Linked DNA regions of Homo sapiens: region 2 is linked to region 1. The links are chromatin contacts, found by Hi-C or POLR2A ChIA-PET in ENCODE. All regions are on one chromosome and are shown on one strand. The core of a region is the stretch at or near the end of the contact, and the rest is flanking DNA. Distances in the headings are between cores, read along the strand shown. Region 1 holds the start of GIGYF2 (GRB10 interacting GYF protein 2). Region 2 holds the start of NDUFA10 (NADH:ubiquinone oxidoreductase subunit A10).

Region 1 (5,643 bases), core at 442-2,941:
TAGAAATGAATTCCATACAGACAGGAATTGTTTGGTCTGTTTTGCTCCCAGTACTTAACAGTGTAGTAAGTGCTCAACAGGGTATCTGTCAAATAAATGAATGTATGAATGAATAAACAAATGAATGGAAGCACATGGTTCCTTCTCCCTCCCAAACCTCAAGAGTCTCAAATGCTGTCAGGTACCAAAAAGTCATGAAGCCCTCTCCTTTCTGGTGAAGCACTACCATCACCAGTGTATTCCTTGATGTTAAATTTCGAAAGAAACATCATGTGACATTTTTCCAGTTACGTGCCACTTTTAAATACTTTTCTAGTGTCCTCTTCTGTTGTCAACATCTGATGTAAAAGCCAAGTACATATTCCAGTTTGAGCACATCAGAAACTGCTACACCAACTAGTAAAACACGTAAAACCATCAATGAATAAGAGAAAGTATTTGTGTTCTAGGCAAAATGGACAAAATAAGGCCAAAGCTACAAATATTAGAAGGAGCAAAATTAATGTACAGAAAGAATGACAGAATTTTTTTTTCTAATCTAGGAAGTCATTTGATTCTAAAAAGGACATACTATATAAAGAAAGAATACCTTCCCCAGGCACAACATTGGGAATCAAAACTGCCTTAATTCAATGTATGTAGCTCTAGAAAGGAAGCTGTTCACAGCTTCTAGCCCCATACTCAATTTCTTGCAAGTTAAACTGGAATACTTACCTTTCTTACAGAGAGACTACGTGTGTTTAAGTGCTTTGACTTGCAGGAAAACGAAAACAACAAAATAAAAAACACAGTACTAAATAATTAACTGCAAAACAACGTTATTGCTTCCCAAACACGGTCATACGCTCCGCTTCTTTCATGCCCCCATTCCCTGTTCGCTTGATTTATGTTTCAGTCGCAAAACAAGTATTCAGAGTGCTTTTGGAAACTGACACTTAAGGATAATGCCCATTTCAACCTGATGTGAACATTTGGGTCCCCAAGGCTGCCATGGGCTCTAGTTTCCCAGCCTCGGTCCCAAGGTTCCGATCATGGTGGCTGCACCTCGCCTCAGGCCTGGTCCAGACCCAGTACTCTCGCCACGGAAGGAGTCTCCTCCGTCCAGATGCTCTGTGGGGAAGGCAGGAGCGCACCTCCCAGGGACCAGGTGTGGACAGGAGAGCCGGCAGGAGCAGCTGTCTGGCCGCAGCAGCTGTTACCGGGCCACCCCGAGACTGGGCGGGTGTCTGGCGCGGAGAAGCAAGCAGAGGAAGGCGAGCCCTCCAGCTCCGAGCAAGCCGGCCTGACACTGCCCACCCCACAACCCTCCTGCCTTGTTCGGCTCCCCTCGCAATGCCAAGAGGCCCTGGCCTAGGGGCTTCTCGGCTCCTCGCGGCCGTGACGCGCCAGGGCCCTCAGCGCCCCTCGCCCAGGAGGAGGCTCCCTCCGGCCCTGCACCTGACCTGTCCCGTCGCCTGACGGCCCAAGCCGGCCGGAGCGGCCTGTGGGTGTCCATGCGGCCGGGCCAGCTCGGGCAGGAGGAGCAGGGGCGCGAACGCGGACCGGAGACACAGGCGGCCCGGGACGCGGCGGCGGGGCCGGGGCGCGGAGCAGAGCCGGGCAGGGGAGCGACACGGAACGGCTGGTTACCTGCGGTCCGGGACAGGGAGTCTCAGAACCCCAGTCAGTCCTCAGCCTCAACAACACAAGATGGCCGACACGTCGCCACGCACGTCACGTGACCGCGCTCCCGCTCCGCCACGCCCCCTGCTCCGCCCCCGCCCCTTCCCGCTTCCCTCCCCACTCTCCAGTCTCCCACGACATCCTTCCTTTCCGCCACCACCCGCCCCTCTGCCCAGACACGCCCCTGCCCGAGACCCGGATGAAAGGTTGGAAGAGGGCGGGGCCGTGGCAGTGCGCAGGCTCCCGCTGACCCCTTGGCAGCAGCCGGGTACCTGCCCTTGAGTTGAGTGGTGTTGGTGTCCAGGGTTGGGCCCGGACCAGGCACCGTGTGACTCACTGTCCTGTACGCCCAGAGCTCTTTTGCAGTTCAAAAGCCTCTGCATCACTTGCGGGCTGGTTTTCCAAATTAGAACTTTTCCACAGCTTTTAGTCCGGCATTTTTCTTCGCAGTTGCCATCCTAGAGCGAATGGGAAAGCCGCAAAAGCTGAAATTCAAAGCAGTTTCTCTACTTGTTAACAGTTCTGGTAGAACTGGGAATTCATTTCAGAGTGTTGTACTGGGACAGCTGGAAAGGACTTGAGAGCTCTGATTCCTTCCTAGGACATCTGGGGCTATAACCCTTTTACCTAGAGATGAACTATTTTGGAATTGACAGATAAAATACAAGACACCCAGCAATATTTGGGGCACACACTGAAAAATTGTTCGTTGTTTTTCTGAAATTCAAATTTAATTGGGCGTCCTGTGTTTGCTAAATCTAGCAACTCTATCCTTAGGCATCCCATTCTTGCCTGTGTCTCCAACTTCTTCCTTCCTACAGGATCCTTCCTGTCAGCTTTAAAGATTACTTGTGTCTCCCATCTTAAAATGGAATGTTAAAAACTCCAATTCTCATGCCGGGCGCAGTGGCTCACACCTGTAATCTCAGCACTTTGGGAGGCGGAGGTGGGCGGATCACGAGGTCAGGAGATCGAGACCAGACCATCCTGGCTAACACGGTGAAATCCCGTCTCTACTAAAAATACAAAAAAAAATGTAGCCGGGCGTGGTGGCACGCACCTGCAGTCGCAGCTAGTCGGGAGGCTGAGGCAGGAGAATCGCTTGAACTGGGGAGGCAGACGTTGCAGTGAGCCGATATCGCGCCACTGCACTCCAGCCTGGCGACAGAGCAAGACTCCGTCTAAAACAAAAACAAAAACCTCCAATTCTCGGCCGGGCAGTGGCTCACGCCTGTAATCCCAGCACTTTGGGAGGCCGAGGCGGCGGATCACCTGAGGTTGGGAGTTTGAGACCAGCCTGACCAACATGGAGAAACCCCGTCTCTACTAAAAATACAAAATTAGCCGAGCGTGGTGGCGCATGCCTGTAATCCCAGCTACTTGGGTAGCTGAGGCAGGAGAATCGCTTGAACCCGGGATGCTGAGATTGCGGTGAGCCAAGATCGCGCCACTGCACGCCAGCCTGGGCAACAAGAGTGAAAATCCGTCTCGAAAAAAACAAATAAACAAACAAACAATCAAAAACACCAATTCTCCCTCCTGCGACCCTGTTCCCTTTCAAAGCCAAGCTGCACCAAAGAATTGTTTATATGCACTTTCTCCATTTCCACACCTGGCATGCAATCATCAACCACACCGATGTGGCTTCTGTCCTTTCCTATCTGCCTATTGCTTGCCCTAAGAACACCCCATCCTACAGGTTGATAACTGGAGTCTTTCAGTCCTCATCTTGACTTCGTGTTTCCCTGTCTTCAATATGATTGGCCTCTTCCTACTTTCTGAAACACTTTATTTATTTATTTATTTATTTTTGAGACAGTTTCGCTCTTGTTGCCCAGGCTGGAGTGCAATGGCGTGATCTCCGCTCACCGCAACCTCCGCCTCCCAGGTTCAAGCGATTCTCCTGCCTCACCCTCCCAAGTAACTGAGATTACAGGCATATGCCACCACGCCCGGCTAATTTTGTATTTTTAGTAGAGACGGGGTTTCTCCATATTGATCAGGCTGGTCTTGAACTCCCGACCTCAGGTGATCCGCCCACCTCGGCCTCCCAAAGTGCTGGGATTACAGACATGAGCCACCGCTCCCGGCCTTCTGAAACACTTTCTTCCCTTGACTTTTATACCCTTACCGCTCAAAGTGGTACAGTAGCATCAACATCACGTGGAGACTTGTTAGAAATACAGAAACTCAAAGGAGCCCTTCACAGTCCCATTCTGCAGAATTCTACCCCCATAGCTTGGGAAAACATAGAGAGATCCCATTTCTAAAAAAAAATAAATACATAATAATTAGCCAGGCGTGGTGGCGTGCACCTGCAGTCCTAGCTACTTGGGAGGCTGAGGATCACCAGCCCAGGAATACAAAGCTACAATGAGCTATGATCATGCCACTGCACTCCAGCCTGGGCAAAAGAGCAAGACCCTGTATCTAAAACAAACAATCAAAAAGAACTCTACCCATCATCCATGTTGTTCTCTTCTCCTTGATCTTCCCCCTGAACTAAGTGCTCCAGATAGGCCCATGTTAAAAGATTCGTAAACATGACATTATGTTTTAGCCTTTGCACATGCTGTTCCATCCTGCTGCAATGCCGTTCCCAACACTTACCCACTTCTCCCCAACCTGCAACTCCTGCCAGTCCATGTGTTACTGCCTCTGTGCCTCCATTAGACCAAAGAATTTACCCCTTGAGCTGTTATTTTTAAGGAAAAAAGTAATACTAATACTTGTTATGTACTGACCACCCCATTAAAAACTTTCCTTGCACTGTCTCATGTGATCCTAGTAAGAGCGCTATGGAGCAATCCAACCAGGCTTCTGAGAGAAGTGCTTACCATATCCAAATCTCAACCAGGATTTCCAAGCCCAGGCTGGCAAATTGTAGAACCCATGTCCCTAACCAACTTGTCATGCCACCTCTCTGATGCCATGCCACCTGTACATTGCCTATACATATATTTTTTAAATTAAGATATAATTTGCACACAATAAAATTTAGCACTTTTAGTGCACAGTTCTGCAACTTGAGACAAATATATACAAGTGGCCAGGCACGATGGCTCACGCCTGTAATACCAGCACTTTGGGAGGCTGAGGCAGTCAGATCACCTGAGTTCAGGAGTTCAAGACCAGCCTGGCCAACATGGTGAAACCCCATCTCTACTAAAAATACAAAAAAAAGTAGCTGAGCATGATAATGTAGAACTGTAGTTCCAGCTACTTGGGAGGCTGAGGTGGGAGGATCACTCGAGCCTGGGAAGCAGAGGTTACAGTGAACTGAGATTGTGTGCCACTGCACTCCAGCCTGGGTGATAGAGTGAGACCCTGTCTCAAAAAAAAAAAAAAAAAAAAAAGCTGGAGAAAATCCCAGCTTTTAACCATTGTGAGTGCTGCATTATTCCATCCAGCAACCTCTGCAGCTGGTATTGCCCTGACACACAGTAAATGCTCAACAAACACCAATAAAACCCAATCGATTCTTGATTATCTACTCTTCAGGAAGGGTGCTTTCCTTTTCTCCTTTTAGTAACTCTGTCTTTCCAGTGTTTCACTAAATAGTGGTATTAAATTACAACGTAGACTGATGCATGCTTTTGTCAGGGATAATAAAGTTTTAGCCGTAGTACACCACTGATAGAAACAGAAGTTGAGAATAATAGATCATTTGAGGATGGGAGGAGGGTAAGGAGTTTAATCCAAAACAAGTTTAATTTGTTATGAGCACATAGCTAGGCGAGGTGGCTCACACCTGTAATCCCAGCACGTTGGGAGGCTGAGGCGGGAGGATTGCTTGAGCCTGGGAGGTCAGGGCTGCAGTGAGCTGGGATCACACCACTGCACTCCACCCTGGGCAGCACAGCAAGATCCTGTCTCAAAAAAAAAATTGCCAGGGGTCATCACCTGTGACAGATTGTATTTTTCTAAAGATGGCTGCAACAATATCTTCCATTTGACTTACTTTTCTAGCACCTTCACTAT
Region 2 (5,643 bases), core at 1,838-4,337, 7.3 Mb before region 1:
TTACTCTGTTGAGTCTTTCAATCCATGAACATAGTAAACCCCTCCAATTATTGAGGTCTTCATTCTTTAAATCAGTGTTTTGTACTTTTTAATATGCAGATTCTGTGTGTGTTTTGCTGGATTTAGACCTAAATATTATATTTTCTTTGAAGCAACTGTAAATGGTATTCCATCTTTTATTTCAGTTTCCTTCTGTTTGTTGTTAGTACATAGGATGCAGCTGATTTTCATATGTTGACATTGCAGCCTGCAAACTTGCTGCGCTCACTCATTAGTTCCAGGAGGTTTTTGTAGATTCCTTTGGGTTTTCTATGTGAACAGTCATGTCAACTAAAAATAGACAGTTTTATTTCTTCCTTTCTGATCTGTATGAATTTCATTTTTTATTTTTTGCCATACTGCATGGCCTATTACTAGAACTTCCAGTGCTCTGTTGAATAAGAGTGGGCAGAGCAGATATCCTTGCCTTGTTTCCTCCTTAGAAGGCAAGCATTCAGTCTTTCATGATTAAGTACAATGATGCAGAGTTTTCACGCATGTGCTTTATCAAGCTGAAGCAGCTCCCCTTTAGTCCTTATTTGCTGAGAGCAGTTTTTGTTTTTATCATAAATGAGTATTTAATTTTGTCAAGTGATGCAGAAAACTGCATCAGGCAATCTGGTCATAGATTTCGTCTTTCACCTGCTGGTAAGGTGTATTACATTGGTTGATTTTCAAATACCAGATTAGCCTTGCATCTTCTGAATAAACCACCTTGGGTTGTGGTGTATGATTCATTTCATATAGTGTTGGATTCAATTTGCTAACATTTCGTTAAGGATTTTTGTGTCTAAGTTCACGAGAGATATTGGTCTATTGGGGTCTGAAGTTATTTTCATGCTGTCTAATATAGTGTGGACGTCAAAGCGACCTCCTAGAGAACATTCCTAGCTCTCAGAACGTTCTAGCTGGGGAGGGAAAACGGAAAAAGGGGGGCGAGAAGCGGAGGGACGGGGAAGTATATAGTAATACTTCCCTTGAACCAGTAAAACTGTAATGCCCAACCTGGTTTTTACTAACTGTTTTCAGACTCTCCCTTTTCCTTTAATCACCTAGCCCTGTTTCCACCTGAATTGACTCTCCCTTAGCTAAGAGAGCCAGACAGACTCCATCTTGGCTCTTTCACTGGCAGCCCCTTTCTCAAGGACTTAACTTGTGCAGGCTGACTCCCACCACATCCAAGAATGCAATTAACTGGTAAGATACTGTGGCAAGCTACATCCGCAGTTCCCAGGAATTTGTCCGATTGATAACGCCCAAAGCCCCGGGTCTATCATCTTGTAATAGTCTTAAAGCCCCTGCACCTTGAACTGTTTACTTTCCTGTAACCATTTACCCTTTTAACTTTTTGACTACTTTACTTCTGTAAAATTGTTTTAACTAGACCCCCCCCCCTTCCTAAACCAAGGTATAAAAGTTAATCAAGCCCCTTCCTCGGGGCTGAGAGAATTTTGAGCGTTAGCCGTCTCTCGGTCGCCAGCTAATAAAGGACTCTTAATTCGTCTCAAAGGTGGTGTTTTTCTAACTCGCTCAGGTACAACAAAACATCCACGCAAACAGGTTGTGAGAAGTTACGTCTGCGTGCTGTGATACCTAGAGGAACCACTACGAAAACTATACATAATGATATTTCCCAAGACATTATCAGTAAATCAAGATGGAATTCTAAAAAAATGTACTGTATCCATTGGAAGGCACAAAAAAAAAAAAAAAAAAAAAATGCAAAGGAAACAAGGCAAAAAACAGCAGACATGAACCCTAAAGCTTGTTAAATGGATTTCAGGTGCCCTCCAGGATCTAAAAACCAGACCCTCCTGCGTTGGGGACCGGGAATCCGTATTTTTGACAAAAAGCAATTCTTCAATTATAGAAACATCCATAGAACCGGCCGTAGTTTACACAGCTGCATTCCCACTGTTTTACAATCGCATGATCATTTCTGAAAAGTTGAAAACAAAGTTAAAGAATATTTAAGGGGTTAAGAACAAAAAGCCTGGGGAACACAAAAGATTATAAAAACCCTTCCCAACAGCAGGCATACTTGGAAGGAAACCTCACATGCAAGGCTCCTTCGTGGAGCCCAGAGCCCAGGTCCTGACGGGAGCACATTTTAAGAGATGGACTTGCCGGCGCGGTGGCTCACGCCTGTAATCCTAGCACTTTGGGAGGCCGAGGCGGGTGGATCACGAGGTCAGGAGATCGAGACCATCCTGGCTAACATGGTGAAACCCCGTCTCTACTAAAAATACAAAAAATTAGCCGGGTGTGGCGGCGGGCGCCTGTAGTCCCAGCTACTCGGGAGGCTGAGGCAGGAGAATGGCGTGAACCAGGGAGGCGGAGCTTGCAGTGAGCGCGATGGCGCCACCGCACTCCAGCCTGGGCGACAGAGCGGGACTCTGCCTCAAAAAAAAAAAAAAAAAAAAAAAAAAAAAAAAAAAAAAAAAGAGATGGACTTGGAGCGTGTGCTTTTGTTTTCTATGCTATTCAATGTGTTCACAGCAGGTCCCCTGGATGAGACCACTTAGCCTTCAGCTCCGGAGGCGACCCAGGCCGGCCTTGCCAGGTCCCTCTCCCTGACAGGCGCCCCGCGACAGGGGTCCCACCCCGTCCCTCCGCTCCTCGCCCCCTCTTTTTCCACTTTCCCTCCCCAGCGAGAACGTTCTGAGAGCTAGGAATGTTCTCTAGGAGGTCGCTTTGACGTCCACACCGCGCCTGGGGGATTCTGCGGGGAGCACAGGACCCTGGGACGAGACGCAGAAGTCGCTCCACGCCCTGGGCGGCCTCAGCTCCCGCGACACCGCAGCAACTCAGAACCCAGGCAGGGGCCGGGCAGCCAGCATGCTGCCCCCACGTTCACCTCCAACTCCCACCTCTCGGCCCTCGCCCCAACCCGCAGGACCCTGGCAGCGCACTGGCTGTCTCCGCGGAAGCCCCCGAGGGCCTCGGCGCGGCCCCGCCCCCTGGAAGGTTCCCGACAGGCGCCGCGGGCACCCCGGCCGTGACGTCACGGCAGCGCGCCGGCCGCGAGAGAGGGCCCCGTCGCGACCGCGTCCCCTTGGGTCCTTGATCCTGAGCTGACCGGGTAGCCATGGCCTTGCGGCTCCTGAAGCTGGCAGCGACGTCCGCGTCCGCCCGGGTCGTGGCGGCGGGCGCCCAGCGCGTGGTGAGCGGGCGGCGGGGTGGCAGGGTGGCGGGGTGGCAGGGTGGCGGGGTGGCGGGGTGGGGAGCAGTTCCACATCTCCCCCGGCCTCTGGCGGCGGCTCCCAGGTCGCTCTCCGGGTGGGTTTGGGGGACCCCTCCTGCCTCCGGAATTGTTTGGTCTTTGGTCGTGGACAGACCTCAGGGGGCCACGAGCTTCTCCAGGCCATTTTATCTCAGCTTTAAGCAAAACGCTGGAGCGCGGAGGTGATCAGGGCCCCGAGGCTGCCCTGATGCGGGAGGCCCGTGTGCAGGTGGCAGGCCGGGGGCACACGCGCTTGTCATTAGATAATTCACGTAGCAGCCCTGTCAAGAGCCGTTTAAAGGTCGGGCCCTGCTGGGTGCTTGGGTGATGCCATGTTGAGCAGACACGGAGTTCAGTGCTTGTGTCCGCTTCCTTTTGCCTTTACTCTGACTGACTACTCTCATTTCTTAGCATTTTGCCCCCACCTTCTTCAGTGAAATCGTTTCATACATTTGTAACACAGTTGGATTGCTTTGTCACATTCTGCCTTACATCTTGGGATCCTTCTACCTAATGCGTTTTTTAAAATGTGCATACATTGAGCGCATTCTTTGTGCTATAAGGTTCTATGGATTTTTTCTTTGTGCTATAAGGTTCTATAGGTTTTGACACGTGTGTAATAGCATGTCTCCACCATTATAGGTTCGTACAGAGTAGCTTCACTGCCTTAAAAAATTCCCCTCTGCTTTACCTATTAAACCCTTCTTTTTCTCCAACCCCTGACAACCACAGATCTCATTAACATTTCCATAGTTGCCTTTTCTGGAATGTCATATAATTAGAATCATACAATATATTGCCTTTTCAGACGCCTTGAATACTTGGAAATATCTATGTAAGATTCACTTATGTCTTCGTGGCTTGGTAACTCATTTCTTTTTAATCACTGAGTAATATCTCATTGCATGGATGTACTTCAATTCATTCAGCAATTGAAGGGCATCTTGGTTGCTTCAAGTTTTTGGCAATTATGAATAAAGCTGCTGTAATCGTGTACATGCAGATTTCTTTTTGGAAATACATTTTTATATCATTTGGGTAATACCTGGAAGAGCGATTACTCATGTAGTAAGACTAGTTTTCTAAGAAGCTGCCAAGCCATCTTCCAGAGTGACTGTGCCATTTGACTCCCACCAGAAGTGAAGGCTCTCCTTGTTGCTCTGCGTGCTCGCCAGCATGCGGGGCTGTCGGTTACTTTGGATTGCTATCCATTCTGATAGCTGCGTAGTGGTATCTTGTTTCAACTTTGGAATATCTCATGATATACAGTGTTCATCTTTTCATATACTTATTTGCTATCTGCGTTAATTTCATTTGCGAGAGGTGTTTACATCTTTTGCCCATTTTTAAATTGGGTTGTCTGCTTTGCCTTGTTTTGTAACTTGTTTCTTCCTTACTCTTCAGTTATCAAATCAAGATCGAAAAATATCTTGATATTTCATATTCTCCTGTTTTATTTAAATTTCACTATAAAGTATTTTAATATTTTTGTGTTTTTCTGAGTACTTAGTATTCCATAATATGGATATGCCTTAATTTTGTTTAACTATTCCTCCGTTGTTGGACATTTAAGGGTTTCTATTTGCATTTTTGGTGTTACATCATACTTCATTGAGCATCCTTATAGGTCAATCTTATGTATATACTCTTTGAATGGATTCCTAATGCTGTAGACCCAGCGTCCTCTAGGTTTCATTACCATTAGCAGTTTAGGATGGTACTCATTGTCTTGTCCTAACTCTGTAATCATTTTTTAAATTATTTCTCATTTTGACACATGAAAAACTAATGTTTCCTTGTTAATAGTCTTTTGTTTTTTTGTAGCAAGGTTGACCACTTTTTCATGTGGTTTTTGGCTATATTTTATAATTTTAAAATAAGCTGTGTGTTTTTATTCTTTGTTTTCTTATTGTTCTGTACAATTTCTGTATATAGTAAGGTTATTACCCCATCATATCTGTTGAACTTCTTCAGTTTGTTTTACTTTTGGTTATGTTTCTTTTCTTTTTTTGGAAGGAATGTTCCCACTTTAGTGTGGAGAGTAAATTGGGCTGCTGGAGACAGGCATTGAAGCAGGTCTTTGCCTTGTAGATGAGAGGTGTGAGGGTGCCGACAGAGTCAGCACATGGCATAGGGAGGCGATGCAGTGTCCAGAGAGTCTGAACAGTTAGGATTTTGTGTGTAATTCTGCAGTTGAAGGAAGGAGAAAGGTATCAAAGACGACACTCAAATTTGCTCTCTTTTGCTTGTTAGGTAGTGGATATTCCTTGCTGTGAGGGAAAGCAGACTTGGGGGCTAGGATATGGATGTTGCATTTCACCTTAGCTCTGTTACCTTCAGGTGCCTTCAGGACATCTAGGTGGAGCTGTTTAATAGGCAGT

The links. Hi-C counts contacts between places; a loop is a spot of excess contacts on that map. ChIA-PET counts read pairs that join two places held with the same protein, here RNA polymerase II (POLR2A). Pooled maps may share reads with other maps.
Region 2: a pooled map shows a loop between it and region 1 (6-fold over the local background). The contact joins the promoter of NDUFA10 here to the promoter of GIGYF2 in region 1. A Hi-C loop is called at or near these places in 4 of 50 pooled maps. POLR2A ChIA-PET finds 5 or more read pairs at or near these places in 2 of 52 experiments (GM10248 and PC-3).

Annotation. Positions count from the first base shown.
Region 1 is chr2:232,693,379-232,699,021 of GRCh38, reverse strand. GIGYF2 (GRB10 interacting GYF protein 2) reads right to left here and starts at 1,691. Exons shown (of 29, transcript NM_001103146.3): 1 at 1,630-1,691. RefSeq lists enhancers at 493-1,187, 1,188-1,884 and silencers at 1,389-1,718, 1,749-1,838.
Region 2 is chr2:240,022,786-240,028,428 of GRCh38, reverse strand. It overlaps NDUFA10 (NADH:ubiquinone oxidoreductase subunit A10), which reads left to right and starts at 3,087. Exons shown (of 10, transcript NM_004544.4): 1 at 3,087-3,202. The coding sequence starts at 3,128. RefSeq lists an enhancer at 2,263-3,092 and a silencer at 2,901-3,160.